Linked DNA regions of Homo sapiens: regions 1, 3, 4, 5, 6 and 7 are each linked to region 2. Evidence: chromatin loops called from intact Hi-C (ENCODE). Cell type or tissue: dorsolateral prefrontal cortex. All regions are shown on one strand. Each heading gives the region's core, and the rest is flanking DNA. Links, peaks and the distances in the headings are about the cores only. Region 1 has its middle 170 kb from the start of CSF3R. Region 2 has its middle 4.3 kb from the start of GRIK3. Region 3 holds the start of LOC107984941 (a long non-coding RNA gene). Region 4 has its middle 94 kb from the start of CSF3R. Region 5 has its middle 150 kb from the start of LITATS1. Region 6 has its middle 40 kb from the start of LITATS1. Region 7 has its middle 130 kb from the start of CSF3R.

Evidence for each region. Hi-C counts contacts between places; a loop is a spot of excess contacts. Peaks named below come from ENCODE experiments on the same cell type or tissue, not always from the same donor. Only the 100,000 strongest peaks of a DNase experiment are listed, where the experiment ranks them.
Region 1: a loop joins it to region 2, with 9 times the contacts of the local background. A loop is called at or near these places in 3 of 110 quality-filtered maps.
Region 3: it touches region 2 in a loop (8-fold over the local background); 35 of 110 quality-filtered maps call a loop at or near these places.
Region 4: a loop joins it to region 2, with 9 times the contacts of the local background. A loop is called at or near these places in 16 of 110 quality-filtered maps.
Region 5: it touches region 2 in a loop (2.3-fold over the local background); 6 of 110 quality-filtered maps call a loop at or near these places.
Region 6: it touches region 2 in a loop (2.8-fold over the local background); 10 of 110 quality-filtered maps call a loop at or near these places.
Region 7: a loop joins it to region 2, with 2.2 times the contacts of the local background. A loop is called at or near these places in 6 of 110 quality-filtered maps.

Annotation. Positions count from the first base shown.
Region 1 is chr1:36,651,617-36,655,963 of GRCh38, forward strand. No RefSeq gene overlaps it. Among named protein-coding and RNA genes, the nearest start is that of CSF3R, 170 kb to the left of the region's middle. In dorsolateral prefrontal cortex, for the core only: a CTCF peak has its summit at 2,429 (motif pointing left); a DNase peak (open chromatin) is centred at 2,455; H3K27ac peaks cover 571 bases.
Region 2 is chr1:37,036,672-37,041,018 of GRCh38, forward strand. No RefSeq gene overlaps it. Among named protein-coding and RNA genes, the nearest start is that of GRIK3, 4.3 kb to the left of the region's middle. RefSeq lists an enhancer at 1,341-1,901. In dorsolateral prefrontal cortex, for the core only: a CTCF peak has its summit at 1,754 (motif pointing left); DNase peaks (open chromatin) are centred at 273, 1,270 and 1,750; H3K4me3 peaks cover 685 bases; H3K27ac peaks cover 574 bases; H3K27me3 peaks cover 1,706 bases.
Region 3 is chr1:36,701,856-36,706,202 of GRCh38, forward strand. LOC107984941 (a long non-coding RNA gene) reads right to left here and starts at 466. Exons shown (of 3, transcript XR_001737977.2): 1 at 361-466. RefSeq lists an enhancer at 1,954-2,043. In dorsolateral prefrontal cortex, for the core only: CTCF peaks have their summits at 2,035 (motif pointing right), 2,234 and 3,979 (motif pointing right); DNase peaks (open chromatin) are centred at 2,056 and 3,988; H3K27ac peaks cover 1,061 bases; H3K27me3 peaks cover 226 bases.
Region 4 is chr1:36,574,305-36,578,651 of GRCh38, forward strand. No RefSeq gene overlaps it. Among named protein-coding and RNA genes, the nearest start is that of CSF3R, 94 kb to the left of the region's middle. In dorsolateral prefrontal cortex, for the core only: CTCF peaks have their summits at 1,932 (motif pointing right) and 2,132; a DNase peak (open chromatin) is centred at 1,957; H3K27me3 peaks cover 2,557 bases.
Region 5 is chr1:37,322,027-37,326,373 of GRCh38, forward strand. No RefSeq gene overlaps it. Among named protein-coding and RNA genes, the nearest start is that of LITATS1, 150 kb to the right of the region's middle. In dorsolateral prefrontal cortex, for the core only: CTCF peaks have their summits at 1,944 (motif pointing left) and 3,223; a DNase peak (open chromatin) is centred at 3,125; H3K4me3 peaks cover 473 bases; H3K27ac peaks cover 1,400 bases; H3K27me3 peaks cover 969 bases.
Region 6 is chr1:37,431,943-37,436,289 of GRCh38, forward strand. No RefSeq gene overlaps it. Among named protein-coding and RNA genes, the nearest start is that of LITATS1, 40 kb to the right of the region's middle. In dorsolateral prefrontal cortex, for the core only: CTCF peaks have their summits at 2,535 (motif pointing left) and 2,744; a DNase peak (open chromatin) is centred at 2,529; H3K27me3 peaks cover 449 bases.
Region 7 is chr1:36,607,479-36,611,825 of GRCh38, forward strand. No RefSeq gene overlaps it. Among named protein-coding and RNA genes, the nearest start is that of CSF3R, 130 kb to the left of the region's middle. In dorsolateral prefrontal cortex, for the core only: CTCF peaks have their summits at 1,951 (motif pointing right) and 2,152; a DNase peak (open chromatin) is centred at 1,983.

The sequences.
Region 1 (4,347 bases), core at 114-4,113, 390 kb before region 2:
GTGGCCACGGTAGCTCATGGAGGGTCTTCAGGTCAGGAAGTTGAGACTTGACCCTGAGGGCAATGGGAGGCTATTGTCGTGAATCACATGAATGGCTCCAATTCTTCAGCCCTTCCTGTACCCAGGCTGTTGCTAGGTGTCTTTGTACATTCTCCCATCAAGGTGAGATGTATATTTTTCTGCCTTGTGATACTAGTTCAGCATGTGTCTAGCTTTGGACAATAGAGTGATGTGGATTGACCAAGTGACAATTCTGAGCCTAGGTCTCAAGGGACCTTGCATGTTTCTGCTGGTTCCAGGAGGGATTGTGCCCCAGTGAAGCCCAGACTAGAGACAAGCCCCCAGCTCACCTGCAGACCACTAATGACTCCAGTCAAGGTCAACTGATGCAGCTGACCCACAAATGCATGAGCTATTGTATAAAAACAAATGACAGCTCTTCAAAGCCACTGAGTTTTGGAGTGGTTTGTTATGCAGCAACAGCAGCTGATTGACCCATCAATGAGGGTTCATAGAAGAGTGAAGAGTGTGACATGGCCAGATCTGCACTTTAGGAAAACCTCCTTGGCGTTGAGTTGCTGGAGGATGGATTGCAGGAGGTGAGTCTGCAGGCAGAAATCCAGGTGAGAGGTGGTGAGGGCCTTCCCTAAGGCAGGAGCAGGGGAAGGAGGAGACAGATACGAGCAGTGTTAAGGAGGCAGACCATACAACAAACCTAAATTACACATTAGAGTGGTCAAAGGAGGGAGGAGATTTGGAAGTTGCCAAGATTTCTGGCATTGGAAATTGCATCAGAATAAGGTACACATGCGGATAAAGTGATAAGGTAATGACAAGCTTTTTGTGTTGGTTTCCAGTGCTATTGCCAGGACAAAGTTACAATTACAAGTCTGGGGCTTGAAGACACAGACTAGGGAACCATCAGAGAATTAGTGACAGTGAACTAGTGATGAGTTAGTAAAAGTAGATGAAGTGTTTACAATAAGCAGAAAAGAGGGTGAGTTTTGGGTCCTGGGAACCCCCACCATTTATGGAGCAACTGGAGAAAGAAGAGTCCAGGAAGGTAATAGAGAAACAGTCAGAGAGGAGACAGGAGAACCAGGGAGGAGCTAGATTGCAGAAACCCCAGGGAGGAAATGAATGGTCAGCAGGGTTGTGGGCACAGTGCCAGGGAGGATGAAGACCCAGGAGGCTGAGGGGTAAGCCCAGGATGTGGTCATGGGTCACTTTGCTGAGAGAGGTTTTGGAGGCTGGAGGCTGGCTGGTGGGAGATTGCGAGGGGCAGGGAGTGGAGAGTGACAGTTAAGGAACACCCTGATGTGAGGGGGGCAGGTGAAGCGTGGGCTTGGGACAGTGCTTTTTCTCATGATGGAGGGACCTGAGCATGGCTTGTTGTCAAGGGTTCTGAGCAAGTGAAAGAAATGGTCTGATTTAGAAATTTTATTTTATTTTATTTATTTTTTATTTTTTTTTAGATGGAGTCTCGCTCTGTCACCAGGCTGGAGTGCAGTGGTGCCATCTTGGCTCACTGCAACCTCCGCCTCCCGGGTTCAGCCACTCTCCTGGCCTCAGCCTCCCGAGTAGCTGGGACTACAGGTGCACACCACCACGCCCAGCTAATTTTTGTATTTTTAGTAGAGATGGGGTTTCACCATGTTGGCCAGGCTGGTCTCGATCTCTTGACCTCATGATCCACCCACTTCGGCCTCCCAAAGTGTTGGGATTACAGGCATGAGCCACCGTGCCCCACCTGATTTAGATTTTTTAAAAGATCATTCGGGATGTTGTGTGGCTACTATATCCTAGGGTAGTAAGTTGTGGGAAACAGGGAGACCAGTGAGGAGACTAACTTGACAGTGCAGGAGACAGATGACGGTGGCTCTGACCAGGGTGCTAGTTGTGGAAGTACACAGCCGGAAGAAGCGGCCAATTTGGGATTTTGTTTTGTTTTGTTTTCTACGTTAGGACCAGAAGAAATTGGCTATGGATTGGATTGTGTGCACATGCATGTGTGTGTGTGTGCATGTGTGTGTGAGTTGTGTGCACATGCATGCACATGCACGATGAGAGGAATGTAGGATGACTTCCAGGTTTTCACCTGAGTAACTGGGAAGAAAGGCTGAGGGAAGAGCAGAAACAGGTTTTGCTGAGGGGGAAGTTTGTGGACTCATTTTTGTCTTAGAGACTGTGAGTTTAAAATGCTTTAGAAACGCAAACGTAGATATTAAGGAAGCTGTTGAAAGTGCACATCTGGTGTTCAGAGGAGACGTTTGGGCTGGAGATACAAATTCGGAGTCATCAACGTACTCGAACATTTAAATCTGCATGGCTGGGTGAGAATTTCCTGAGAGAATGGAGTTTCTTTTGCTCAGTGTCATGTTCTCTGCTAGCCTCTAAGTGTTGTGAAAGCAAGGCCCTTGTCTGCCCCCTCGTGCATGGCTGCTTGCCCGTGCCTAGAACAATGCCTGGCATAGTAACTGCTCCACACATGCTCATTTGAGGAATGAGAGCAATGAGTGTCATAGGATGCGGGAAGTTCAAGCTGCTGAGAGATCTGAGTATATCAGCCTGTGAGCGGGAAGCTGCCTTGTTACAACTCAGGAGGGAATGATCAGGAATCATTTCTGTTTCCCACTTGCCACACCTTTGCTCCTGCCATTTCCTCTGTCTGGAATTCCCTGTGACCCCCTGCATCCCAGACCCACAAGGATAAATCCTGCTGACCCTACCCACTGAGTCATTACGAATGCCCTGAGCTCTGCCATCCAACTCCCTCTTACTTGTCTGGTCCACAGGAGTTTGGGAGAATTCTCCAAACCCCTGGAGTTTCACTAGGTTGGCGGTCACTCGATAGAACAGGAAATGAGGTGGGTCTGGCAGGCCTCCTTCCAAGACTTGCCTTCCCTGTGCACACAAACTGACGTCCTAGGCTCTTGCTGGGATGAAGACCAAGTTAGGAAAATGCTCCTTTTCTACGTTTCCCAAAATGAAGACATTTTGCTTGTTTGGAGTTTTCTTGCCCTCTTCTGTCCTCTAGGATTTCTTGGCTTTCTTATCCTCTCAGACAGGAGTCTTTCTGGGGTTTGGAGATATGTCTTAAGCACCTGCCTGTTACATTTCATTCCCCTTGAAGCTTTGGGGGTTCCTGTGGTCTGTGTAGCTCTCTGCTTGGCCAGCGCTCCCCTGCCGTCTGTGCAGACACCCTTTACATCTGGGCTTACCAGGGAGCTGCTTCCTGAGACCCCTTCAGATCTGCCTGTCCTTCCCTATTGGGACTACTCCAGGTCCTGGTTGACTGTGACATTTCTGTTCACCGCTCTGGAGCTGTCTTCCCCTTTGAAGATCCAGACAGGGGCTTGCATCTTTCTATCAGGAAGATTCTTTAAAATCTGCCCTTTTCTAGACGAGGTGCATCTGTCAGACTAAGTTCTGCTTTTCTCCTCTCTGGCCCCACAGGGGCCGGCATGGCTAAGTCCCTTTGTTCCACTCACTTTTGTTTCCCCAGGGGTGAGTTATTGGCCAAAGTCTCTCCAGAAAAACAGTTTTTCTTGTCGATTCTTTAACTGATCTGAGCCTGGCTTCTTCATTTCATTGCACAATGGAAATGGTAGCACCTGCCTGCTAGGGTTGTTGCCAGGATTAAATGAGATGATATATTTGAATCTTCTTCGCTTCCACATACAATGGAAATGATAACACCTGCTTGCTAGGGTTGTTGCGGGGATTAAATGAGATGATATATTTGAAACTTCTTCGCTTCCACACACAATGGAAGTGATAGCACCTGCCTGCTAGGGTTGTTGTGAGGATTAAATGAGATGATGTATTTGAATCTTCTTTGCTTCCGTATACAATGGAAATGATAGCACCTGCCTGCTAGGGTTGTTGTGAGGATTAAATGAGATGATATATTTGAATCTTCTTCGCTTCCATATACAGTGGAAATGATAGCACCTGCCTGCTAGAGTTGTTGCAAGGATTAAATGAGATGATATATTTGAATGCTCCTAGCACCGTTCCTGACCTTGAGCTGGCACTGAATAAAGCCCATCACTCTTCGCCCTCCGCTGCCTCCCTTTGATTCCTGGCATTTCCTTTCCTCTCTTCCTCTTCCTGTGAGTTATGAAACTGACAGGAGTCAACTACATCTTGCCCAAGCTGCTGGGTGGAGGATGGAGGGTGATGCCCTTCTCTCCCATGGCAGCTCCGGCTGGCTCTTCTACAGGGGAACCAGCCATCTGGGTTTGCCTAGAACTGAGGGGCTTCCTGAATCATGGGATTTTCCTCAGAAAAGTCCCAGGCAAACCAGGAGGCATTGTCACCCTACTTACTGGCCCTCTCCCTCAT
Region 2 (4,347 bases), core at 140-4,139:
CGCGAAGGGAGGAAGGCAGAGGGGGATGCTGAGGCCCCCAGAGGGTGAGAGTGTGGCTCTGCCACCTGCGAGCCCCCTCGGCGCCCCAGGGAAGCAGCACAGGCTGGGCCTGCTCCTCCTGCATCCCAGAGTGGGCGGGAGTTACCCAGCACGCTGCGGATCGAGGCTTTTTTCTGCTGCCACGTAGGGCTGCGGTGGGAAAGAGCCTCCCAGCTGCAGAGGCTGTGGGGCCCAGTCACTGGACTTGGAAGGCAGCTGGAACCCTGCCTTCCAAGTTGGGGCCAGAGGGAAGCTGCCATCGCCAGCCTGGGACTGGGCCTTTTTCTTGACCTGGCTGCGAGCCATTTTGTGACACAGAGGTTTCCCCAAAACTAACAGCAGCGTGTTCCCTCCCGGTCTAGGGGAGGGTGGGATGCATTGCAAGAACAGAAACAGCAGCAACGATCCCCATAATGACCCCTAGTATTTATTACATGTTTTTATGTTCCAGACAATATATTCACTACCTTACACGCATCACTTCACCTCTTGCTCTCCACACCCACTGCGATAGGATCTTTGTCTAAAATAACAAATCCATTTTACAGATGAAGACTGAGCCTCAGCGGGGTTAAGTAAGAGGTCCAAAGTCACATCGCTGGTATGTGACCTTTCTTTCTTCCCTCCATTCCCCTTCCCTCCCTCTCTCCCTCCTTCCTTCCCTCCTTCCCTCCCTTCCTCCTTCCCTCCCTCCCTTCCCCCCTTCCTCCCCTCCCCTCCCTCCTTCCCTCCCTTCCTTCCTACTTTCTTCTAAAACATATTGGGCATCACCATTTGCCAGGCACTGTGGGTGAGATGTCAAGGTTCACATATAGGCTCAGCCGACTCCTGAGCTCATAGAATTAACCCTGTCCTCTACCATCTGGGCTGAGTAGGGGACAAGCTGCAGGGGCCAATTCTCATCACTCTTGTGGAGCCCCACTGGGGCTGCTGCCTGCGGTGGAAGGCTAAGAGCAGAATACTCAGACACTTTATCAGGGCAGATCGGGGAGCCCAGTCATCCCTAACTCATGAAGAGAGACCTACAGCCCTCTCTGCCGGTGGCATGACATGCCTCTCCAGGCTGCCCCGCCACCAGCAGGCACCAGGGCTGGCACTATCTCCAGCCGCATCTCCTCCGGGCATTGGGAGCCGCCAATCCTGGCTTTTCGCATTGTTGGTAAACAAGTCTACCCACCAGCCAGGCCTAGGCTCCCTGCTCCCCCACGAGGCAGCCAGCGCCGGATTTATGAGGCCTCCAAACCTCATTCAGACTAATGCAGCTTTTCATTCCCAAATAAAAGGGGCCGCTGTCTGAAAGGACAAGTGCTCCCGCATTTCATTAACATCCCTGAAAACGGCTGAGCTGGCCCGAGTTCCTGCCAGCGAGATTCATGTCTCCCACTGGCTCACAGGTGGGTGGTGAGGGTAGGATTTCCAGGAAGAAACCCAAGACTCCCAGCCCCCTCCCTGGCCTCGTCCCCCCACCCCTCCCCAGCTACTTTGGGTGAGGGACGGGGCACCCAGTGGTGGCCGATCATGCTCTTTGGAGGAGCCCCCTGTGCACGTGTTTTGTTTAGACTGATCCACTCTGGCTCTCAACCCCCCCCACAATCGCAGTGAGTGATGATGCCCTGGGCTCGAGTTACCGAGATTCATGTTCTCTGCTTCCCTGGGAAACCACGGAGTAGACGTGTGCAGTGGCTGAGTGCAGATTCCTAGGACTTGAGTGCCCTCTGCCGAGGCCTGCCTACCTTCAGCTCCCTTCCTGCTACCCAGTAGGCAGGCTGCTGGTCGTGGCTGGACGCTGAAGCCCTGGGGCTTCAGCCACTCCCTTAAATGTCCTACCATGGGGCCAGGCTGCTCTACAAGCCTGCACCTGGGGTGCCTTGCTGAGAATGGGGGAGGGGCTCCCTTGCCCCATCTCACCCCAGCATGGGGCCATGATGAGAGGAAGGCAACCGCCAGCCCTTGCCTGATCTTTGCCAACTGCCTGAGCAGGGAGGGAAGAGAAGAGGCCTTCCCTGTAGCCTACTCTATTGTACAGTGTTCTCTCAATGGCAAAGTGCGTGCTCACCACAAAAGCCGTGCCCCAGCCCTTTGCAGGACACCGTGACCTGCCTTTTGGCTCAGAGACAGGGACCCTTTCATCACCCTGGGGCTTTTGTCCCTCATCCCAGTCCCAAGGGAACAGCACAGCCAGGCTGCCACCTGAGCAAGCAATAAGCCCAGCGAAGGTTGCGTCACCTTAGATTTTTGTCAACAGTCAGGCAAGCTCCTTCCCACTGAAGTCAATTCCTGTGTTTATTGTCAGCTTAACCCACTGCTGTGAGTTATTTCTCAGCAGTGAGGGATACAGGTAGACAAGCCACCGGAGATATGTTATTTTACTGACATCTGTGTTTCAATAGTTCGGGTGCGGTTCTGGTGGAGGAAGAAAGGGATACACAGCAACCCCATTTGTATCTATACATAATGGAACAGAAGCTGATGGGCTGGAAGCAGAGTGGGTTCTGCTGCCGTGTGAGGAGCACTGTGGGGAGAATTATGCACAGGGAACGAACCAGCACCTCCTGGCCTCCCAGGTTCTGGCAATAGGCTCCCTTTCTTCAGCACCATGGGTGGGGACCAAAGTTGCTTGCTCACTCACTCGCTCATTCATCCATTCCCTAATTAATTTATTCATGTACTCATTCATTCCATCACATCCATTCACTCATTCATCTGTTTATAGGATCATCCATTTATTTTCATCCACTCAATCACTCACTTGTTCATTTACTCAGTCCCTTACCCATTCATCTACTCACCATTCAGTGATTCTCTGATTACTTCTTCTAATCCCTCAATGACCCACTCATTCACTTATTCTTCCATTAATTTTGCTTATTTGCTCACTTGCCCCCTCACGCATTTTCTTACTTACATTCATCTGCTTACTTATTATTCACTCATCCATTCATTCATTGACTTAGCCATCTATTCTTTCTTCAATCACCCAGTTGTTCATTCATTCATTTACTTTCAGTCCTCTGCTTGGTCACCCACTCACTCATTTACTCACACACTCATCCATTCACTTGCTCAATCACTCTGTCCCTCATGCACTGCCTCCTCACCACACCCAGCAAAGACATCTGCCTGCTCCTCCTGTCCTCAGTCACTTTGGGGTCTGAGCCTCAGACACTGCTGCTCCCGCCAGCCACCAGGTGTCCTGGCTTCTTCAGAGCCCCACTCTCATATCCTCCACTTTATGATGAAATTCAGCAAACTTCAAGATTCTGCCAACATCCCTGACCCTGGAGAGGGTCTGGGCATTTGTCCTACGAGCAGGGACCAAGGCCCAGAAAGACCCAGAGTCCACGTCTGGTGATGGGCATAACATCCGAGGTGTCCCACAGTGCCACCTCACTGAGCCAAGAGCCATCCTGGCTTCCACTTACATCATCTCTTGTTGTCTTTGGAACAACCCAGGGATGCAGGAGGGAAGAAATGGGCTCAGAGGAGTCAAATATTACTGGGGAGGGCAGAAGTAGGCCCGTATTGTTGTTCAGATGATGGGGAGAGAACAAATACATGAATGAATGTGAGAATGAATAAATGAGGTAACATGAAAGAATGAGCAAATGAATTAAAAAGTGGATGAATGAATGACTAGATGAATGACTCCTGCCCAAAAAGTAAGTGGCAAACAGCTTCTGACCCAAGTGACTGAACTCCCAGTCCAGTACTCTCTCCACTGCTTAACAATTGCTGCCCTGGATCCCTGACCTTGCAGGAATCGGTGGGGGGAGGGGAGACAAAACTAGAGCATGAATTAGCCAACAATAGATTTTTGTAGAGAAGTGTCTCCCTCAGAGGCTGCGGTGAGCCAGTTCTCGGCTGCACCTGTCCCCTCATGGGCAGGAGGCTGCCATCATCCCTCCTTAGAGAGGCAGAGAGAGAGAGACAGAGTGATCCTTGAAAATCCAATCACTCAGTGATAAGAAAATAAACAAGTGAACTTCTCCAAGTTTGCCAGACTTCCCTGCCCGAGGCCAGCTTAATTAAAGTTGATGTAGAATTTTAAAGTGGGAAAATAATTAGGGCAAGTGGCAGAAAAGAGAGAGGAAAAAACACATTGTTTTGTTCTGTGTTTTGCTCACTCTTAATTATGCCACAGACTGTCTCTCCTGTGGATCCCATCCCAAGTCTGCCCTCCGCCAAGATTCCAGTAGGTGGTACACTGTGTGAGTGGCACAGGCACACCTGTGCCTCTCTGGCACACAGGTATGGAGCTTCTCTGCCTGCAAGACAGGCAAGGCGCCAGACAGCCAGGCTTGGAGTGGA
Region 3 (4,347 bases), core at 254-4,253, 330 kb before region 2:
ATGTGTTTCTTCTCTGGTCTTTCCATTTCAGAAAACGGCATCATTACTCACTTAGTCGCTCAAGCCAAAAACCCTTCAGCAGGTTAATCCATCAGTCAGGCCTGCAAGCTGTATTCCTAAACATAGCCTCAATCTACCCCTTTCTGGCCATCTTTGCTATCATGCCACTGTCATCTCTCATCTGGACCACTGCAACAGCATCCAAACTGGTCCCTGTTTCCTTACTTTCCTCCGTAATGCTTCCCATTGCCACAGACCACAGGGATTTGGAAAGAGTGGGGGCTTCAAAGTCAGAAAAACCTGGGTTCATATCCTGGTTCTACCATGTATTATCTGCGTGACCTCGAAGAATTGACTTACCTTCTCTGAGCTTCAGTTTCCCATTCGTAGAATAAGGATTAAAGCAACTAACTTGCTTTGGTGATGAGGTGTCCATGGGGTCTTCTCTTCTACAGTTGAAATAATGAAATGGGGCTGAATTTGAATTTACTAGGAAAACACAAAATCAGACTAAACATTATGGGAGAATTGCATTGGGAAATATGCACGTGGTAAGTCTTGTGACCATCATAATTGTACCTATTATGTGTCATGCCCTGGCTCAGGTGATGCACATATACTAATGTTTGCTTTTTAAAACAACCCCATGAGACACACCCATGTGGGAGACTCAGAGTAGTTAAGTAATTTGTCCAAAGGCACACAGCTTGCAAATAGGAGGGCCAAATTTTGCACCCTGGTTCCCTGACGCTGGAGAAGCCCGTGCTTTCACTTTGTATGGTTAGATCAGATGAGATCAGGCACATTCAGGTGGTGTGACTGTAGCCTGCATGGCTAGATCAACGTACAATACAGCCTCACCCACGTGGAGGCAGAGAGCCCCTGACTTGGAGTTGGACTTGGGCTTGAGTTTAGGCTCCGCTGTTTGTAAAAAATACGCCTCAGCCAAGCCACTAAATCTCTCATAATATCTATTTCCTTGTGAGAGAAAAAAAAAGTGTCAATACAACAGTATTACCATATTGGAAGGTGCGTTTGTCCGTTTTGTGTCACTATAAAGGAATACCCAAGACGGGATAATTTATAGAGCAAAGAGGTTTGTTTGGCTCATGGTTCTGCACTCTGTACAATCATGGCGCCCGCATCATCTTCTGGTGAGGCCTCAGGAAGCTTTTACTCATGGCAGAAGGTGAAGGCGGAGCAAGTGCGTTGGCTGGCCAGGGAGGGTGCAAGAGAAAGAGGAGGAGGTGCCAGGCTCTTCTTAACAATCAGATCTCGCGATAACTAACAGAGTGAGAACTCACTCGTTAGTGTGGGAGGGCGCCAGGCCACTCATGAGGAATCTACCCCCGTGACTCAAACATCTCCCACTAGGCCCCCACCTCCAGCATTGGGAGTCACATTTCCACATGAGATTTGGAGGGAACACACATCCCAACTGTCTCAGGTGGTGTGAAATCAAATGCACTATTATGTGCTAAAGTATCCTGGAAACTATAAACACATAAATGGTTCTTTCCTCGCATAGTATTTATGGAAAATATGAGCCCAGAGAGGCTGCGCTGCTCTTTGGGGCTCAATCCTACTTCTTCGTCGGCTCTTTTACATCCCGAATTACTATGCTGTCCCCATAGTTCCTCTTGTTTTATTGACTTAGTTTCTCTATTAAACTCTCCAGGCTCTCTCCTCCGGTCTCCGTCTTTCTCTCCCACTGCTCCAGCCTCCTGGGAACCCTGCCTAGAGTCCACACTTGGAAGAAAATATCTGCAGCAGCAACTCCCATTGTACATTATGAGTATTCGCACCCCTAGGGAAGACAAGAGTGTTTTTAACCCACATGTAATAGTAAAGATTTTCTCGAGTTCCCATTTCCGGAGATACATTTTTTTACCTGGGACTGGAGTTGGGAGAGGCTGCTACTCTTCGGACCTGCGGCTTCTTCTGCTTCCTGATTCGAGTCCCTGTGATAAAAGGCCCCAACCCATGAGGGGCGGGAGGAGTTGAGCGCAGCGATGCCTGTGGCCAGTTGGGGGCAGCAGAGGGCAGCAGAGCAGGAATCACGAGGTGCTGGCAAAGAGGGCGGGTGGTGCTGCAGCTGCAGTGAGAGGCCCTGGGTGGAACGCGTGGCCACTGGGTCTGCTCTGCCCCAGATCTCCAGGCCACACTTTCTGGACTGGCCTGGATTAGACAGCAAAGACGTGGGAACTGCTTCCAGAAGGCCAGTGGAGAGAACATGTCGGTAACAGTGTGACAACATGGTGGTTCCAAGTGACAGACTCAATTTGAACCAGACAAGGCAAAAAGAAGACTATGGCTCACGGAGCCCGGGTTTCAGGGACAGTTGCAACCAGGAACTCCAATGCTATCAGGACCATCTCCCTCCTCTCTCCGTGTTGGATTTATCCTTTCCGCCTGCAGATTTGTTCCTTCCAGGGACCGGAACCACTGCCACCAGCAACTTTTGGCTCAGATGTTCTGTGATCTGTTGTTTTCCCTCAGTTCTGATGGGACAAACCTCAGGGGAGGACCTTCCATAGTCTCAGCGTAGTGCAGTCATGCTCTCCCCTGTGGCTGGGGGTGGCGTCCTCTGACTGGCAGCCAGGGCTGCATCCGGAGCACTCTCCAGGTGAAGGGCTCTCTCTGTGGAGGAATAGATGGGCGCCATTCACATCAACACAGCCTGCGGCGGTGTCCAACACCTTCCCTTCGGCACAACGGCACCAGCCTATGTCTCTGATTTGTGAACTGACTTTCAGAAATCAGGGTGGCAACTTCACCCACCCCTACTCTTCCTGAAATGAAGGGACAGTGTCCTAGGAGGACCGCAGCGTGTCTCTCCATCTTTTTTTGTTTGTTTGTTTTTTGAGACGGAGTCTCTCTCTGTCACCCAGGCTGGAGTGCAGTGGTGCCATCTCGGCTCACTGCAACTTCTGCCTCCCGGGTTCAAGCGATTCTCCTGCCTCAGCCTCCTGAGTAGCTGGGATGACAGGCGCGCGCCTCCACGCCCGGCTAATTTTTGGATTTTTAGTGGAGACAGGATTTCACCATGTTGGCCAGGCGTTTCTCCTGACCTCAGGTGATCTGCCCGTCTCGGCCTCCCAAAATGCTGGGATTACAGGCATGAGCCACCGCGTCTGGCTGTGCCTCTCCATCTTAAATTCACCTCTCTGCCGGTTGCCTTGGTGAAAGTGGATTCAAGGAAGGGGTCATCATGAGAGAGTGCCTGAGCTGAAGGGCAGGAGAGGAGAGGAGGGGTCTGAGCACCTCAGCGAGGCCTCAATTAGGATCAGCAAATAAGAGATTGTTGCAAATGTTCTGCAAGATGCATTGTATAGAGCGATTCACTGTGTGCCTGACATTTCCTGATAGCCCTGAAAGCTAAGCAGGGGCTGCTTAGCATTGCAATAAATGTCACCACCTGAACATTATTAGTGGTGTCTTCTGACCTGCCGGGTTATCTGGTGAGTCAAAGATGACGGGGTCGGGGGGGGGGATCTGTGGAGATTTTAGGAGATCCGAGTAGTGTCCTGGAGCCCCCAGAGGAGGAGGCAACAAAGGATGGGGAGAGTGGTGCCACACACATCTGGGTGCAGGATCTGCTACGAGTCTGGTGGTTGGGGAGGCGTGGGGAGACAGGACTGAGGGACCTGGCCAGAACTTCGGGCAGCTTTTACCCAGATTCCTTACATGTGTAAAGCATTCAAATGCACCACCTTGTTTGACCCTACCAGCCTTTGGTTCCATTTTACTGTTGAGGAGACTGAGAGAGAGAGAGAGAGAGAGACAAAGACTTGTTTAGAAATCCCAAAGTCAGTCAGCAGAGTTAGGACTGGGACTCAGGTTTCCTGGTGCCCAAACCAGGCCACTCTTTGTTCTCTGGAGGGTGGAACAGAGGCAGCTGGAACAGGAAAAAAAAGAAGGCAGCTGCTGGGACACAAGCATAGACATCTGGGGATGGAGGTCATCCAGCAGGCGGCACCCGGGTCCAGGCCTTGCAGCACACTGCAGGGTGCGCAGGGGAGCTCTGTAAAGTGAGTCCCTGGGGCTGCCACACTGAGAATTCCCCATTGCTGAATGCCCTTGGAGCAAATGGGTGTGTATTGACTTTTCCTGCGGATGATTGCATCCTGCCTTTGGGCACCTTCTGCACACCCAGGTCTATCTCCTGAGCTCCAATCTACATCTGCATCTGGAACATCCCCATTAGAAAGCCCGCAGGCAGCTCACACTCCCTACCTCTCAACCTGTCCACTCTTCCTCCATTCCCCCAAACTGCCCCTTCTCTGGGGTCTGCCCTCTCTGTGAAAGGCATCTCCCCCAAATCATTCAAGTCAGAAATCTGAGCAT
Region 4 (4,347 bases), core at 97-4,096, 460 kb before region 2:
TGTAGAGATATGAACAGATCGCATGTCTAAGCCCTCTCTCATCCCAACCAGGGAGGGCTTCCTGGAAGGGGCTTCCTTGAAGAATAAGGTTTGGATGTTGTGAGTGTGTTTGTGGGAGCAGGAAGTCCTGCTGGCTCTCTGGGAGAGGCTGATTCCTCTGGTGCAGAGGAAGACATGGGTGGGAGGTGATTGTTGCTGTTGTTTATTTGTACCAAAAATGAACACATTGCATACCCCACCCAGCTTCCCCCATCCCCAGCGCCTACGGGGAAGTCAATAGCAATGGATTACACAGCGAGGGGAAGGCTGAGAGCACAATTGGAAGAAAGATAAAGATAATTAAAACTAATTCCAACTGTTCCCAGAGAAATCAATTTCATAACTTCAGTGTGTCCCTAAGCTTGTTTCTGAGGCTCTGCAGCACTGAGCACAGGGCATGTGTTTGAGTGTGTGATGTGCAGACACTGGTATGTGTATACACGGGTGCCTGTAATGCATGCGTGCATGTATGTGGCTTCATGCACATGTGTGCATGTTTGTATGTACATATGCATACTTTGTGTATGTTGGGGGGACACACAGGTGTGTTGGGCAGCAATTCCTCTAGGTCTCCATGTGGTACCAGCTTATGGCCTCACCTTTGATTCTGGAGGAGGAGGGGTGGAAAGGGTAAGAGAGTTAGGGTGGCTGGGTAGGGTTAGGTTACCCTCCCCTATACCAAGGCCTTAGACACCACCTGTCTAGTCCAACTCCCCCTTATACACATGGGGAGACTGAGGCCCGGAGAGGGGAGGCTTGCCATGGGTCACGCAGCAGGTGAGATGCAGCAATGGAACGAGAATGCTAGTCTCCTGGGTTTCCTCTACTCTAAGGACTTGCTGGCCACTGGGACAAGGACAGCCAGGGGTGGAAGGAGTGGTAGATCTGATTTTATATGGCTGGGAAGCTCCCGTGTGAATAACCCCTTAATTATCTAATTTCTTCATTCTTCTAACATAGGCTGAGCACCTGCTATGTGTTAGCCCTGTGGGTTCTCTAGCTTGTCTAGGGGACTGGGGGTTGTCATAGCTGGCTCTGAGAGAGGTTGGTTCCTCTGGGGGAGAGGGCTGCTTGGCTGTGGTGACTGGTGGATGGTGGCCTCTCCTAGTCCCTTATGGGTAAGTCTCTGAAGCAGTGCTCAGGACAGGGCCCCGTCTAAGAAGCATGGGCTGCCAAATGGCCTTCCCTGGCTGAGGATGGTTCTGTTGGCATTGCTGTCACGGCTGGTGACTTCTCACAGGGACCTCATGGTTTGCCTCTCAGGGACTTCCTGGTGTAGCCAGGAGTCCTGCCCATGCCCCCCAGCCCCTTGGTGAGTGTGCCTTGGGCAGCGTCTGATATGTCCCTGAGTTTCCCAGGACCTGGCACAGACCCCAACACACAGTAGGTCCTCCCCCAGCACAGGACTGGCAAACGAATTAGCGAACCTTTGAGGACTGAAGTGATCCCCTCCAGAAAACCAAGCCAGGAAGTTTATCACTCTAAATGAACGGTTCCCTCTACCTACCTGTGCCTGTGTCCTCGACTTTTAAATGGGGCACTATTATCCACATGGCAGCTTCAGTGAGTGTGAGACGTGGTGGCACATCACTTCGTTTCCCCTTCTTACAGGCCCTGAGCTTTCCCGTTCATTTTCCCTTCTTATAGCGACTTCATTTTCCTTTCTAACAGGCCCTGAGCTTCCGTGAAGAGGGTCACTCCATGAGCAAGGAGCCAGGGAACAGCTCATGGCCATACAGCTTCCTGGAAGTAGGGGGTGGGTGAGGTGACGCTCCCAGCGCCTCCAGGCAAGGTGTTTGGGCACTCCATCCTTGGTCCAGCCTTCCATGGTGGGCCTTGGGGGTGGGGATCCTAGAGGGCTCCTGGGCAGCGCATCGGTTCCTGAGGTGCCCCGGATGACCTCTAGATGGCAGCATTGGCGAGCGGGAGCCAGATAGGAGCTGATGGGGGTGGGCTGGGCCTGTGGGCTAAGACTGCAGCTCCTGTCCTTAAGCCCCCACCTTGTCCCATGGTCTGAGAGCAGAACGTGGGTGGGGGTGGGGTGAGGGAAGAAGGCACCTTGGGAATTCCTGGACTGGGGAGTCAGGCTGGTCCTTTCTCTTCCTGAGATGGTCCTTCTGAGAGCTGGATTTCCAGCTGTTGAATCTGGAAGTCAGCAGCTGGGCAGGACACTGTGGCTGGAACCTCTTCTCTTAAAGACCCTCACACCCTAAGGAGTGGGACCTCCAGGGGTGTGGGCATGAGGGTTTCTTTGGCAGCAGGGCAGTGGACAACCATGCGGCTAGGATGCCCAGCAGCCCCAGTGTGAGGAAACCACTTTCTGCTCTGTTCTACCCTTCTCAGCATCCCCTCCTCTCTCTCCCTTTCCCCAGGAAGCCGGAGAGGAACAGATGGGAACTGTCAGCAACTCGTTAGGGTTACAGATGGGGTGCTGGGGTCGGGGAGGGAGGAGGGGAGTTGGAGGGGGCAGAGTTCTTGGCCAGGTCCCTGTGGAATCCCAGGCAGGGCCCGCTGTGGGAGGGCACTCTAGTCTTTCCTCTCAATTCCTTTCCAACCTGGGGAGAGGCCTGGGAGAAATCCCAGGCTCTCCTGGCGGCTGCATCTGGTAGTAATCTGAAGGTGAGATGGGAGTTCAGGGGCTGAGAAGCTTGCAGGCATCCTTTGTTTTTTCCAGGGCCTGGCCTGCTGGTGCGGGCTAGATGGCAGTGCTCCTCCTCACTGCTGTCATTCCAGGGCAGCTCTCAACTTCCCTGGGAGGCTAGGGATAGATTTGATATAGGGTGGGAACTTACAGCACCCCCAGATCACAAGGGAGAGGGGACTGAAGACCATCTTTGGTCTGCAGGTGCTCTGGGGAGGAAACAGTGGGTGAGTGTAGACTGTGGGGCCCTGAGCCACCTGCCATGGCCTCAGGTGCTGCGGCAGGCAGCTGTTTATAGAAGGAGGATATTTGGGATAGGTCACTGAGCCTTGACTGCCCAGCTAGCCTCTGGTGTCTTGGCCACAAAACACTGAAGCAGCTGCACGGTGCAGTGCCTCAGTGCTGCAGTGCTGCAGTGACAGAGGAGGCCTGAGTGCGGGTGTCTGGTCTGCTACCAACTCCCGGTGACCTTCACCAACTCATTTTCCCTCTCTAAGCCTTAATTTCACCATCTGGTAAATAATAATAATAATAACAATAATAATAATGGCTCCCTTCCATTGAACACTTACACAAGATACAACATTTTGTGTGGATTATCTTATTTAATGCTCACAACCCCCCTATGGAGAAATGAAGACTCAAAGGGGGTGAGTGACTTGGCCAAGGTCACACACCAAGGGGCAAGAGATCAGACCCAGCACTGCCCGAAGTCAAGGCCTCGCTCCTCCCCTGTCCTTTCCATAGGGCTGTCTGCTCTTTCTCTGGTGGGTGGGGGCAGAGGGCTGACACACATTTCCTTTTTTTTTTTTTTTTTTGAGACGAAGTTTTGCTCTTGTTGCCCAGGCTGGAGCGCAATGGCACGATCTCGGCTCACTGCAACTTCTGCCTCCTGGGTTCAAGCGATTCTTCTGCCTCAGCCTCCCGAGTAGCTGGGATGACAGGCAGGCGCCACCACGCCCGGCTAATTTTGTATTTTAAGTAGAGACAGGGTTTCTCCATGTTGGTCAGGCCGGTCTTGAACTCCTGACCTCAGATGATCTGCCTGCTTTGGCCTCCCAAAGTGCTGGGAATACAGGTGTGAGCCACTGCGCCTGGCCCCGAAACTCCTATCCTAACGTCTCTCCAGGAGGCTTAGGAGTGGGTGAGTGGAAGAGTGGTTATCGTAGAATTCTAGATTTAGCCAATAAAAATCCAGGATGCCTAGTTAAATTTGAATGCCAAACAACAAGTTTATAAGTGTGTTCCATGCAATAGTTAAGACATACCCATACTAAAGAATTACATATTGTTTATTGGCAACCCTGGCCAGTAGAATGCATTGCACTGTGCGTTTACTAATTTCCAGGAATTGTTCTGGAGATTGGGAGATGAGGGCTGGGTGGAAGAGAGCAGAGATGTGTATGGGTCACACCCAAGCTTTGCCACTCACTGCTAGGGCTGCCTCTTCGGGCTCAGTTCCTTCATCTGTCAAATGGGAAGAAGGACCGTCTCCTCTGCCCTCCTAAGGGATGATATAAGTATCCAACACCCAGTTAGTTGTGAGTGTCTTTGAATAATCCAGACAGCCTTGCCAAGATGAGCCCTGGTCTGGTTACTGGTGGGTGCCAGCCTGAACCCAGCCTTGTCTCCACCTCCTAAGCACCCACTGGTGAGCCTCCTTGCCC
Region 5 (4,347 bases), core at 278-4,277, 290 kb after region 2:
CCTAATCCCATTTAATCACCCCATCCACAAAGCAGACAGAAAATGTCCATCCCACAAATGACAATGCTGAAGCTCAGAGAGTTTAAGTAAGTTGCTTAAGATCACACAGTTCATCAGCAGGGAAACAGAATACAAAACCAGATCAGGAGAGCTTATTCTCCTATATGTCAAACTTTGTGCACCTGACTTCCAAGCCTTCCTGCTGTAACTGTGGGCCTGGAGCCTCCTCAGCCCCAGAGTCCTCAGCCTTCAGCTCCCCTGTGAGCACTGCTCATCCTTCTGATGGAATTTGGAATCTTGTTGGCCTGAGAGCCGGGGACCTCCATTCTCTGCCCCAATTTTCCTTCCCAAAATGCTAGCCTGAGACCCTCTCTCTGGTCTTTGAAGGAGCTGTCCACTCTCCCCAGACCCTCCCAAAGCCTCTCCTTTGCTGGCCTGGGCACCCACTGCTCTCACAGCACATGCTCTGGGTGGAAGGAAGCAGGGAAGCTGCTCTGCTCCCTCGTCTCTTCCCCAGTGGATTTCTGCTCTGTCCTGCACATTCTATGGAGGAAAAGGGTCCAACTTTGACCGTCTGGGACACCTTCCCAGCAAGTGTCCTCTTCTCCAGATCATGGCCCTTTCTGAGTTATACCCTCCCCAGTGGGCATTTAGCTCATTTCTGGAACTAAATGGCCAGTGGCTGGCCTGGTCAATGGACAAGTTATACTCCTATTCATCCTTCAGATCTCAGACCAAACATCACTTCCTCAGGGAAGGCCTCCCTGACCCACCCGCGGACGCTCATTGCACTGTAAATTTGTCCCTCAGATTATTCTATACAATATCCAACCAAATCATACATAACATCATTCAGCGTTCGGTATTTGCCTCCCCTAATGAGCTGTGCACGCCATGGAGGTAAGGATTCTGTGTATCTTGTTCGACTATGAATCCCAGGCATTCTGCACACGATAGGAATGCAGTAAATATTTACTGAATGAATAATGAATGAATGCTCCAGACAGAATTGGGGCTCCCTCCTCTGGGCTCCCACAGTTCTCTGGACACAGCTTCTTTACCACTCTATCACACTGTGCCATAAGCCTCTATTTCAGAGTCTCAAACTCACAGCACGAGAGTCAAACCAGGCCCACAATTTTAAAGTAAGAGATGTTTTATATATATATATAGATAGATATAGATATATATATATATAGATATATATATATAGATAGATAGATAGATAGATATAGATAGATAGATAGATATAGATATAGATATAGATATAAAACCTAAACATTTAATTTATCTTGAAGAATAGGAAGATATGGCAGTGTTGTGCCACATTCCCACCTTGCAACAATCACGTGGAACTGAGTGGCAGCTGCCACCCTCTAGGTGGGGCCCCAAGTCTCCAGGTTGCCCCTCCCCAACTCCCTGTTCTTCTTACTCAGACCCAATTCACCCATCTCCATTACCACCCTGGCCATGGAAGGCACTTGGGTTTGTGACCCCCCTCTCTGTTTCCATAGCCCTTCCCCTTCCCTCCCCCGGCTGAGCACTCCCCTGCATGGGGTCCACACGGAGAAGATGCACCTCAAGGTTGGCTGAACGAGTGAACAAAAGCCAGAGCAAAAGGAAGCTACAGGGAGTGGTGACACCAAGTGGAGTGAACCTGAGTGTTGAGAGAAGAGAATGCCTTCCCTGAGGAATGGGAGCACCGGATTAGACGCTCTTTAGGGATTAGTCCAGAAAAGATAATTGAGTGTACCAAACACTTTGTATTTTGTCTCATTAGCTGCTCTGATGCTTGCCATGCTTAAAGTTGAGGGTGGTAAGTAGGTTAATCTCATTGAACTGGTTTAATAAGTAGAAATCCATTTTTAAATGTCTCCCAAGGATGGAAATCTTTGCTATGGCCCGGCTCCCCAAAGCGGCCTGGGACTCTACTGCCACCTGGTGACAATGAGTGCATATTGCAGGAAGAGTGTACTAAAAAGACAAGTGGTCAAGAACCTGGACCCTCCCCTGCCAGAAACAACCCTGAAAAGGGGACCCGGCGCCGTGGTTCACGCCTGTAGTCCCAGCACTTTGGGAAGCCGAGGCAGGCAGATCACGAGGTCAAGAGTTCGAGACCAGCCTGGCCAATATGGTGAAACCCCCGTCTCTACTAAAAACACAAAAATTAGCTGGGCGTGGTGGCAGGCGCCTGTAATTCAAGCTACTCAGGAGGCTGAGGCAGGAGAATTGTTTGAACCCAGGAGGCAGAGGTTGCAGTGAGCCGAGACTGCACCATTGCACTTCAGCCTGGGTGACAGGGCAAGACTTCGTCTCAAAAAAAAAAAAAAGAAAGAAAGGAAGGTAACCAGTGGAGCTGAAATTACTGGTTTAAAGGAGGAATTAAATTTAGTGCAACTCAAAACACAATTACCTAGTATTTGAGGTATCTGAGCTTGGAGTTTCCAACCCTCTGGGAGCTTCTAACTATAATCACGACAGACATACATAATTTACTCTAATGCAAAGTAGACTGAGGCCCAGGTCCAGAACTGTCAAATCCTTCTGCATGTGGGTGCTTCTGCTCAGCTTGAACTAACAACCAAGAGCTGGCAAATATGGACCAGGCACCAAGTAAAGTGTTTCTTACACATTTTTCTTTTCTCCAGTAAACCTTCACAACAATCTTCTAAAGTCCTATTATTACCCCATTCTACAGGACAAGGAAATGGAGGCTCAAAGAGTTGACATCAAGTGCCCATGGTCAAGAGCTACCATGAGCAGCAGAGAAAGGACTCAGGTCTGGCTTAGGTCTGGCTGACTCCAGGCCCTTCACTGCTTCTCTATAGTTTCCTATCTGCTCTAGACCCAAGGTAACCTCTTTGAAATTCCAGAGCTCACCCAAAACCAGCATCTCCCCTACCTGTAATTCCTGGAAGGACGGAATAGCACAAAGAGGAATGTTAGAACTTCCCACCTCATACCTTGGTTGTCTCCCTGTCCTTTCTGTCCTCTCCTCCTCCGCCTCTGTTCTACAAGACCCTCTGGGGCTCTTCTGGTCCCTGCCTGCCCCAGGGGAGGCTAGCTGCCTGTCCTGAGTCTGGATCCCAGGATTTTGGTCATCCCCATGCCAAGTTCACATCCCATCTGGTGGCATGGAGCCTGGTTTGCTGATCGGCAAGTTCACAGCATGAGCCTGTGCTCCCCAGAGAGAAATACAAAACCATAATTGTCCCCAGATTGGCTTGTGTTCTTTGTAGAAAGAAACAATACACAGCCTTTGTGTTCAAAAGAAAAAATTACTGAAACAAAAAATTTCCAGTTCACACTCTTTTGAATTGAGAGAAATAAGTAAACACTATTTCCCAAATCTATGTTCACTGGGAAGCCTCCTTTTATTATATTTATGCAAAAACATGAGCCAAATCTCATCCTACGCTGATATAAGACACATTTGATAATAAAATGCAAACGCTGTTTGCAAAGAATTAGAGAGGATCAAGTTCTGGTCTATTGTGAGGACTAGTTTTAAAATTAAGACTTTTAAGCTTCATGTATCCCAATTTTATTTTGCAATAATCCATGCCTTCAACTTACCCTGTTTATATTTGCTCCGAAAAATGTAGCCAAAAATTCACTGAACATTGATTGTGAAAAGGGTAACTCATTATCTGCTTTCATCCAGAAATAACAGAGAACGAAAGAAAGGTGTTTGCTTGTGTTCCCACAATTCTTTGGGAAATATTTGCTTTCAGACATTTTGTAATATTGTGACGTGTGCACATTTCTGCATGGAAGCTTTGTAATTTTTAAAAAGATACCAAAAGGAGCAGAAAGGAGACTAAAGGTTTGCACCTGTGCCCAGGTCACAGCAGAGCCTAATCTGCATACTCACCTGAAGGATTATGGGACATTGCCATAGCCCTCCGATGAGCATTGACACGAGGGGTCTCCAAGCAAGGAGGACTTTGGGAGGTTGCTGGAGGGACGTTGCATACTAAGCCCCATGGCCATGAAAGGAATATAGAGAGACCACCCCTGGTGCTAAAAAGGACACTCTCAGGGGGAGAGGGAAGGCTTACAGGAAAGCTACCCTAAGCCAAAAAGTAAGTAAAAGTATATGACCCACTATAACAGTGGAAGCCAGTGGCTTCCTCAATGGTATAACAGACAGGCTAGGGAGCCCCAGTGCCTGCTGACCAGTGTCCTGGGTTTCAACCCCCCGGCTTCTGAATCTCCCCCTTTGCTTAGGAGTTGAGCCTAGCCCACTTGGGATTTGCATTCACTGCCTGACCAGCGCCCCATCCCATTTCTATTCCTACCTCTCCCCTTGCCTTCCCTTTTTCATCTTCCGTTCATCCATCTTGC
Region 6 (4,347 bases), core at 68-4,067, 400 kb after region 2:
CACAGGGCTGAGGGAGGTCCCAGCCAACCTCCACTCCCAAACCTGCATATCCATGTCCACGGGGCTGGAGCTGCCTGAATGAGGCACCTTTGTCTGACTCACAAAAAGGCAGTACTGGTTTAGGGTAAACATGGCCTGCAGAGCTGGCTGAAATTTTCAAACCAAACAATGCCTGATAAAGACTTCTGTCTCTGGGGCCAGGCGCGTTGGCTCATGCCTGTAATCCCAGCACTGGGATGCCAAGGTGGGCAGATGACCTGAGGTCAGGAGTTCAAGACCAGCCTGGCCAATATGGTGAAACCCCGTCTCTACTAAAAATACAAAAATTAACTGGGCCTAGTGGTAGGCACCTGTAATCCCAGCTACTCGGGAGGCTGAGGCAGGAGAATCACTTGAACCCAGGAGGCAGAGATTGCAGTGAGCCGAGACTGCGCCTGGGCAACAGTGCGAGACTCCGTCTCAAAAAAAGAGTTATGTCTCTGGGAACAAACTACGTATCCACAGCTATGTAACAGTTACCTCCATCCTTAGTGAATCACAATGTACATCCAATTATAAATGATGGGAAAACTCCGATATCAAAGGCTAAGTTAACATGTATGTGATGCTTGGTGCATGCAATAAATTCCATTTTTTATTATAAGCAGATATACTGGGGTTTTTTTTAACTAACAGAATATCATTTTACCTTCTCCACTAAATAAATGTTGTACAAATATTTAGAGAATATTGACATAAAGTGGCACCAAACTGGCCTGCTTGGGAGGTCCTTCTGTCTCCATCTGGCCCTGCTTAGCTGAGATCCCTCCTATGGCCTTTCCAACATGGTGGGCAGGGAGGGGCGGTGGGCCTGGCACGCTCGGTGGGCCGACGGTGCCTGTTGCTGGCTGCATCGGCCGCAAGGAGGCTCTGGCCAGCAAGACCGGCTGCACACCTAGAGGGAGGCTGACTGGAGGTATTACTCCTAGAGGGGCTGTGGTGGATCTTTCTAAGCCCACACTTGACTCTGTCCACACAGAACTCGCCTGTGTGTGGTCTTTGGGGAGGCTGCACGGGAGCAGCATACTGATCAGGCTGGAAGGAGAGAAAGAAAGAGAAAAAACACCTTCAAACAGCAGAGCTTCATATTCGTCGTTGGCTCTAAAAGACCCAAGAACACAGATGTGCACAGGCCAGCCCTGAGATAGCCACACACCATGACACACAAAAGACACAGAGGCAACGTGTATGCAGAGACAACCTGCAGACAGAGACAGCTCACAGCTGCTGGCGCAGAGCAACACTCGTGTCCCAACACATACACAAAGCACAGAGGCAAAAGCCAGCATGCCAGGCAGACAGAACCAGCCCCAAAAGCCCCTTCACATGCCGGACAGACACACTTGCATGCACGTAGGTACCCAGCACCTGCACACAGGGATGTGCCCCCGCACGCGCAGCGGTGCTGAGACACACTCCCGAGCACACCCCACAGCCACTCTGAATGCCTCATCCTTGGCAGGTGGGAGCAGGTGTCTCCTTGCAGGCGACCCTGCTCCCCACCTTCTCTCAGCCTTGAGGCCAAGGGCCAAGGGCCGTCGGACCCCCTGCTGTGACTATAGTGGGCATGAGATCTAAATGACCCAGACCTACCCCACAGGAGGGAAAAGAAGGTCCTGACATTTGTTGGCTCACTCCTCTCAAACCCCTGCCACTGGGCAATTCAGTGCGTACTGGAATTGCCAAGGGATCGTGCCACTGCATTCCAGCCTGGGTGACAGAGTGAGACCCCGTCTCAATTAAAAAAATAAAAGAAAAAAAAGAAACAAACAAAAGAGAATTGCCAGGGGAGTTTTTTGTTTGTTTGTTTGTTTTTGGGTTTTTTTGTTTTTGAGACAGAGTCTCACTCTTGTTGCCCAGGCTGGAATGCAATGGCGTGATCTCGGCTCACCACAACCTCCACCTCCCGATTTCAAGCGATTCTCCTGCCTCAGCCTCCCAAGTAGCTGGGATTAGAGGCATACGCCACTGCACCCGGCTAATTTTTTGTATTTTTAGTAGAGACAGGGTTTCACCATGTTGGCCAGGCTGGTCTTGAACTCCTGACCTCAGGTAATCCACCCGCCTCGGCCTCCCAAAGTGCTAGGATTACGGGCGTGAGACACCGCACCTGGCCAGGGGAGATTTTTTTTTTTTTTTTTTTTTTTAATGACTGGTGCCTGAGCCCCACCCTCAGACTCTGATTCATGGATCTGGGGAGGGCACCAGGCCTGGGTGGGTTTTTAACACTCCCCAGGCTACTCTAATGTGCTCCCAGGGTTGAAAATTACTTAGGCTTCCCAGGGTCTTGCGGGCATCCCTGGTCTCCGCAGGACTGCCCCAATCAACAAGATCCTGAGGGTGTGAAGGTGCCCCCTCTCTGCCCTTCAGCTCGCCAAGGAAGCCCTTGCCACACTGGGTCCGACCCACCCACCACGAAGACCCTTTTCTAAGTGCTGGTGGCACTTAGAAAAGGCGCCGGGCACGCCCATCTGCGCACTGCGGCTGCCCCCTGCTGGACAGAGCCAGTCAGGCCCAGCTGCTGGCATGACCTGCCTCTCCCACACAGGGCAACCCCAGGCTGAGCTGTTAGGGGAGCCAGAAGCACATGACCCTCAAGAGAAGTCCCCACACCTTCTGCAAGAGTCCACAAACCGTCAGCTCTGCACCCTCCTACAAAACCCCAGCTACCTCTCTGGTCCCAGCTGTCTCAGGCCTAGATGATCACAGGTATTTTCCTTTGTTCATCTACTCAGTGGTAGCCAGCAATGCTGTGCTGGACTGACCAGTCCTGGCAGCTGGGGCTGCAGAGATGAATAAGGAAGGGAACTGACAAGTCCTCCCATGCCCAGCCATCTTCCAACAGCTGCCCAAGCCACCTTCCTCCAGCTGCCTATGTCCTTGCTACTCCACAGCCCTTGGTGCTCCCTCCTGCCCTTAGGATAAAGCCCAGGCTCCTCACAGCCGGGCTCCTGCTGCCCAGAGCACATCTCTTCTTAGTCTCCCGGAAGGCCTTCCACCCTGGGACTGCCTGGCAAACTGTCATTCGCAGTTCTACTTTCTACTTATGCCACCTCCTCCAGGAAGCCTTCTCTGACCTCCTCCCTCCACCAGCCTTCATATCCATTAGCCACTACCTCCTCTTTTCCCCTGAACATTACATACTTGCCTCTTATACTGATTCTCTGTTTATGTGTCTGCCTCCCTCCGCTCTAGACTTGGGGTTCCCGGTGGGGCGGGGGAGGTTCAGGGACCTGGGATCGATAAAGGTCTGTAGAATTAATGAAGCCTTCTCCAACCTGCCCAGTCCATAGAAAGCTCTTCTGTCTCTGGGTGCACCACACCAGTAGGCTGAGTGCCTCCCTCAGAGAAGCAATCCCTAGGGCAAGGAAGAGAAAAAATAACAGCTATGACACTACTAAAGCACATGCTTACTAGGTACCAGATGTGTATTCGATTCCACATGTTTTACATATATCAATTCATTTAACCCTCACAACATTATTATGAGCTAGATGGGAAACCTAAGGTACGGAGAGGTTAGATAACTTGCCCAAGCAAACATACAGCTGTCAGTCTAGAGCTGGGATCCTGCCCAGGAGTTGGCTCCAGAGGCCATACTGTTAACCATGTTAACCACATTTTCCGGTTTTTTGTTTGTTTGTTTGTTTGTTTGTTGTCGTTGTCTTCTTTTTGAGACAAGGTCTCGCTCTGTTGCCCAGGCTGGAGTGCAGTGGCACAGTGGCTCACTGCAGCCTCCACCTCCCAGGCCTCAATAGATCCTCCACCTCAGCTTCCTGAGTAGCTGGGTCTACAGGTGCGTGCCACCACGCCCGGCTAATTTTCTTGTAGAGACGGGGTTTTGCCATGTCGCCCAGGCTGGTCCCACTCCTAGGATCAAATGATCCACCCGATCACCCGCCGTGGCCTCTCAAAGTGCTGGAATTACAGATGTGAGCCACTGCCTGTGGCCCACACTTCCCTCTCAAGGGAAGAGAATGTTGGTGGAGAACCCATGTCCATTGCGGCCCTGAGCTGCCTCCCAGGCACCTCCTACGGGAGACAGGAAAGGTCTTCGCAGGAGAGGCCAGACCCAGATTCCCTAGCCATCCGCTCTAGGGCTGTGGCTTCTTTCACTTCCTTCTTAATTTTTCCAACAAGAACAGATGCCACTGCAGCTGACAACTGCCTGTGTGAATGGAAAGGCGGATCCAGCCCCTCATTTGTCTGGTGAGAAAATGAAATTGGACAAGGAGGCAGCTGAGCTTCGGGAGACCTGGAGGATCCAGGGGTGGTGGCAGGCATAGGAGGGCACCCAACAGGCAGGGA
Region 7 (4,347 bases), core at 78-4,077, 430 kb before region 2:
CCAAGGAGGGCTGAAGCAGGCAGGGTTTCACAGACTTATTTGGCCATAGGCAACTTTCTAGCCATAGTTCATCTTGGCCTCAGCATCTCCTGGGCTAATATTCCATTTGGATAATGTTGGTATGAGGCCTGTAAGCTCATTACCTGATTGCAAGGCCATTTGGGTCCCAAACAGGACCTCAGCCCAACTTGGGGGCAGAGGTGTCTCAGCCTTCGGACCTCCTTTTGGAGAGAGCAGTGACTTTGTAATCTCATGACAGGTTGGGGCGGGGAGATGCCAGGGAGTGGCTTCTTCTAAAGAGCAGGAGTGAGCTCTGTCCCTAGTTAGGCTGATCTTGCCTTGGAGTGAGTCATACCAGTGTGTGTGTGTTCATGCGTGTGTACATGCACATATGTGTGTATGTGCACATGTGAGCCATGTACAATGATAACTCAGCACCTCTGAGATGCAGACCAGATGCTGCATGTGGCATGTGGTGGAGAGTACAGGACCCCATCTTGGGAAACGCCCATCGGCAGGAGAGCTGAAATCCTTACATTAAAAAGTCCTTGGTCTGATGGAGTTCTGGACTTCAGGGGCCCCAATCTTTATTTAAGGAACCTGCAATCCCACTGGGAAGAAAACAGCCCACAGAAAAGCACACTCATGGACATACACACATGCATATATGCACCCCAATATACAACCACATGTACATATAGACCCAGACATACGTGTGTGTGATATATGTATATATATATATATAAAATACACTGTGGAGTGCAGAATTCTAAGATGGTTCCCAAGAGTCCTACCCCCTTGTGTACATGCCCTGTATAATCTCCCCTTAAGTGTGGGTGGGACCTGTGAACAGGATGGGATATTACTCTTGTGACTAGGTTATGCTTTATGGCAAAGGTCAAAGAATTTTTCAGATAAAATTGAAGTTCCTGATCATTTGACTTTGAATTAATCAAGAGGGACATTCTCCTGGGTGGGCCTGGCCTAATCAGATGAGCTGTTAAAAGAGGCTCTGGAGGTCAGAGAGAGAGTGTCTTCTGCTGCCCTTGAAAAAGCTGCCATGAGGGCTACAGCTATAAGGAAACATGATCTGCCAACAACCACGTGAGCTTGGAAGAGGACCCCAGGCCTCAAATTTGATTGTAATCCTGGCCAACACTTTAACTGTAGCCTGTGAGACCCTAAGCAGAGGACCAGCTAGGCTGTGTCTGGACTCCCAACCCACAGAAATTGTAAGATAATAATTGGGTGTAGTTTTCAGCTAAGTCGCGTTGATTTGCTATGCAGCAGTAGAAAACTAATGCGCAAGCATTCCATTCGGTGAAAGTCACAAATATACCCGAAGATATCCACATGTACATAGGTGTATATACATGCAGACATTCACATACTTCCATTTACATGTACACCACACTCACTATACTTATATTTACATACATAAATATGTATACAGACATAAGCACATATGCATTCTTAGGTACACACACACACACACACACATATATACACACACGCATCCATCCATAAACACAGAGGCATGTAAACAATCTATACATCCACATTTACATGAATATTCAGGCACAGGTATATGCACATATTATACACATAATCATAATGAGGACAAACATTTATTGAATGCTTTCTATGTGCCAGGCACTTGCCTAAGTTCTTCATATTAACTCACTTAATTGGTAATCCTATAGACGTGCGCATGTGTGATATATGCAGCCGACCTGCATAACACCGAACTTCTGCAAAATACTACACCACCATATACTGCAGGGGCACGAAGTGAAGAGCTCTCAGCTGGGTCAGTTTCTCAGGGAGGTTTCTGGCAGAGTGTTTTTCTTTTTTCCTTCCTTTAGTGCCTGACTGGTGGGTAAGTCCAAGCAACTTCACTCTCCTTCCCTCTGCCAGGAGGGGCCTGGAAGCCACCCACATGCGGACTGCAGTCTTTCCACTAGGTGGTGCTAGACTAGCATCTGTGGGCTTGATGGGTGGAGTCCTGGCCGGCTCTGGGGAGCAGAGCTTAACCATGGATGAAGAATAGATACAGGAAAGAAAAAACTTCTGGCCATAACACCCCCATTCCCCATCTGTTCAATATATTCTTGGAGCCCTAGGACCATTGGTGTCTACCTCAACCAGGAGCCAAGCCTCAGGTGACAGTGCTGACCAGGTGCTGGCTTTGCTTGACACCCTGCTGAGGACATCCAGATTTTATTAATTTATTTAACAAACCCTTATGCACCATATCGTGTGGCCTAGCCACTGTTCTAAGTTCTTTACAAATATTAATTCATGTAATCCTCGTAACCATCCTATGACATAGTTACTATTATTATTACCATTTTACAGATGAGAAAACTGAGGCACAGAAAGGTTAGGTAATTTGCCCAAGCTCACACAGCTAATAATTGATGAGAGGGAAGGAGACAGGGCAAGGATTCTTCATCCCATTTTAGAGATGGGGAAAGTGTATAGCCCAGTACCAATCCCAGAGAGTCAGTGGAGGAGCCTGACCTTGAACTCAGAACTTAAGTTTAGCGCAGGGCATTTCTCCCTGGGCCCTGAATTGTATGGAGATAAAGGCTGAGGCTGCTGTTGAGTTGGGGGTTGTGACAGGAGCAGGAGACACCCTCCTCGGCATGCTCCAATGACCCCTAGGATTTGGAGCTCAGGAAGCAACTTCCTGGTCAGTGGGGATCTCTTTGGGTTTTCACCTGGATTCTACATAAAGGAATAAAAGGTAGGGCCAGCTCCCAGCTGATGCCCAGCCACGGGTGAGTCTGTAGACTCAGATGCTGGAACGGGCCTTTTACAAGATACACAACCCATTCTACACTCAATTGCGTCCTATAAATCAGGTTAACCTTTTCAACGTGGCTCGGAGAAAATTAATTACTCATATCGGAGCACATGACCTTTTTCCTGGGCAGGATGAAATGAGCTGCTCTGAAGCACTGGGCTCCTTATTCTCCACACTGCAGCATCCTAGCCTTTAGGTACCCATCCAATGACCTACACAATCAACCAAGGATGGCAGTTACCTGTGTACTTCCCAAGGGTGACCATAATGGGCTATTCAATGCTCCTCCCAGGGACTGGGTCCTCCTCATTGGGGCTGATGATGGGAAAGGAGCACCTCCTTGGTCCTCACAAGCTCTGGCTTCGCTGGGCAGAGGGAGGGAAAAAGGGAAGGGAGAAGCATTTGAAGGGTTCTTTATTCCCTGGGAGAGTTTTTTTTAGAAACCAAAGAGAACCCCCACTGGGTTTTACATGGTAGGTTTGCCACTCAGGGAAAACCCCTACCTCACCCCACACTCTGACAGCATCCAACTAGCTAACCAATATTGACTAATTGGTCCATCCAACCATCCAAGCAACCAACCCATCACCCACCTAACCGACCAGTAGAAAACCATGCAGAAAGTCTGTATTAAATTCTTTGTGCAGCCTTGGGAATGTGGGTGAAAAAGAACACAGGTCCTGCCCTCTAGGGGCTTATAGTTCAGTTGGAAACAAAAAGTGTAAAGCAGGGAAGAAGATTGTGTAGAATCATTGAATAGGTAAGGGCAGGCTCTGGATTAATCTTGGAACTTGTCTGTTCTTGTAGGGATTGGGTAGCTTCTGTCTTTTCAGTACCTATAGTTGTCAGCTGCTGGCAACAGAGGGTGGGTTATTCAGTAATGTGTAGTTGTCCCTAACTATTATCTCAGCCACTTATGCATGTCCTGGTCCAGGGTTTTGCCTTTCAATTTGGACAGATTTTCTACTTGAATCCTGGCAGTCCTTAGGCAAGTTACCTAACCTTTGATTTTGTTTTCTTATCAAAAAATGTGTATAACAAAACCTACCCACAGGGCAGCTGTGAGCATTCAGTAAGATAATGCTTGCAGAGTGCTTAGCACAGTGCCTGGTACATAGTAAGTGCTCATTAAATATCAGTTATAATAATTATTATTATCAGTTGCCAGAATGATTCATGGCAAACCAGTGAACACAGTTCTTAACCCAATGCTGGCGAAAGCATGTGTTTTAAAGTAAGTGCTCTCAGGGATACATTGAAAGTTTTCTGTCAGTCAGCTTGCTTTTAGGGATTCTGAGGCTGAGAGGTCTTTGTCTGTCTTGAAGCATGTATGGTGGAGGGGCCTGAACCAATGTGCTTGTGCTCCTAGCTGTAAGCAGGACCCTGAGTCTCTCACCGTTTTGTTTCATCTAAGGGAAGGACATTCAGTGATCGGACCTCTGAATGCGAGAAGCCTTTCTTCTCATTCTCGCCATGGTCTGGGGCTCTAGATCCCATTAACAGGATCACCTGCCTGGGAGGGCATGAGTGACTGTTTC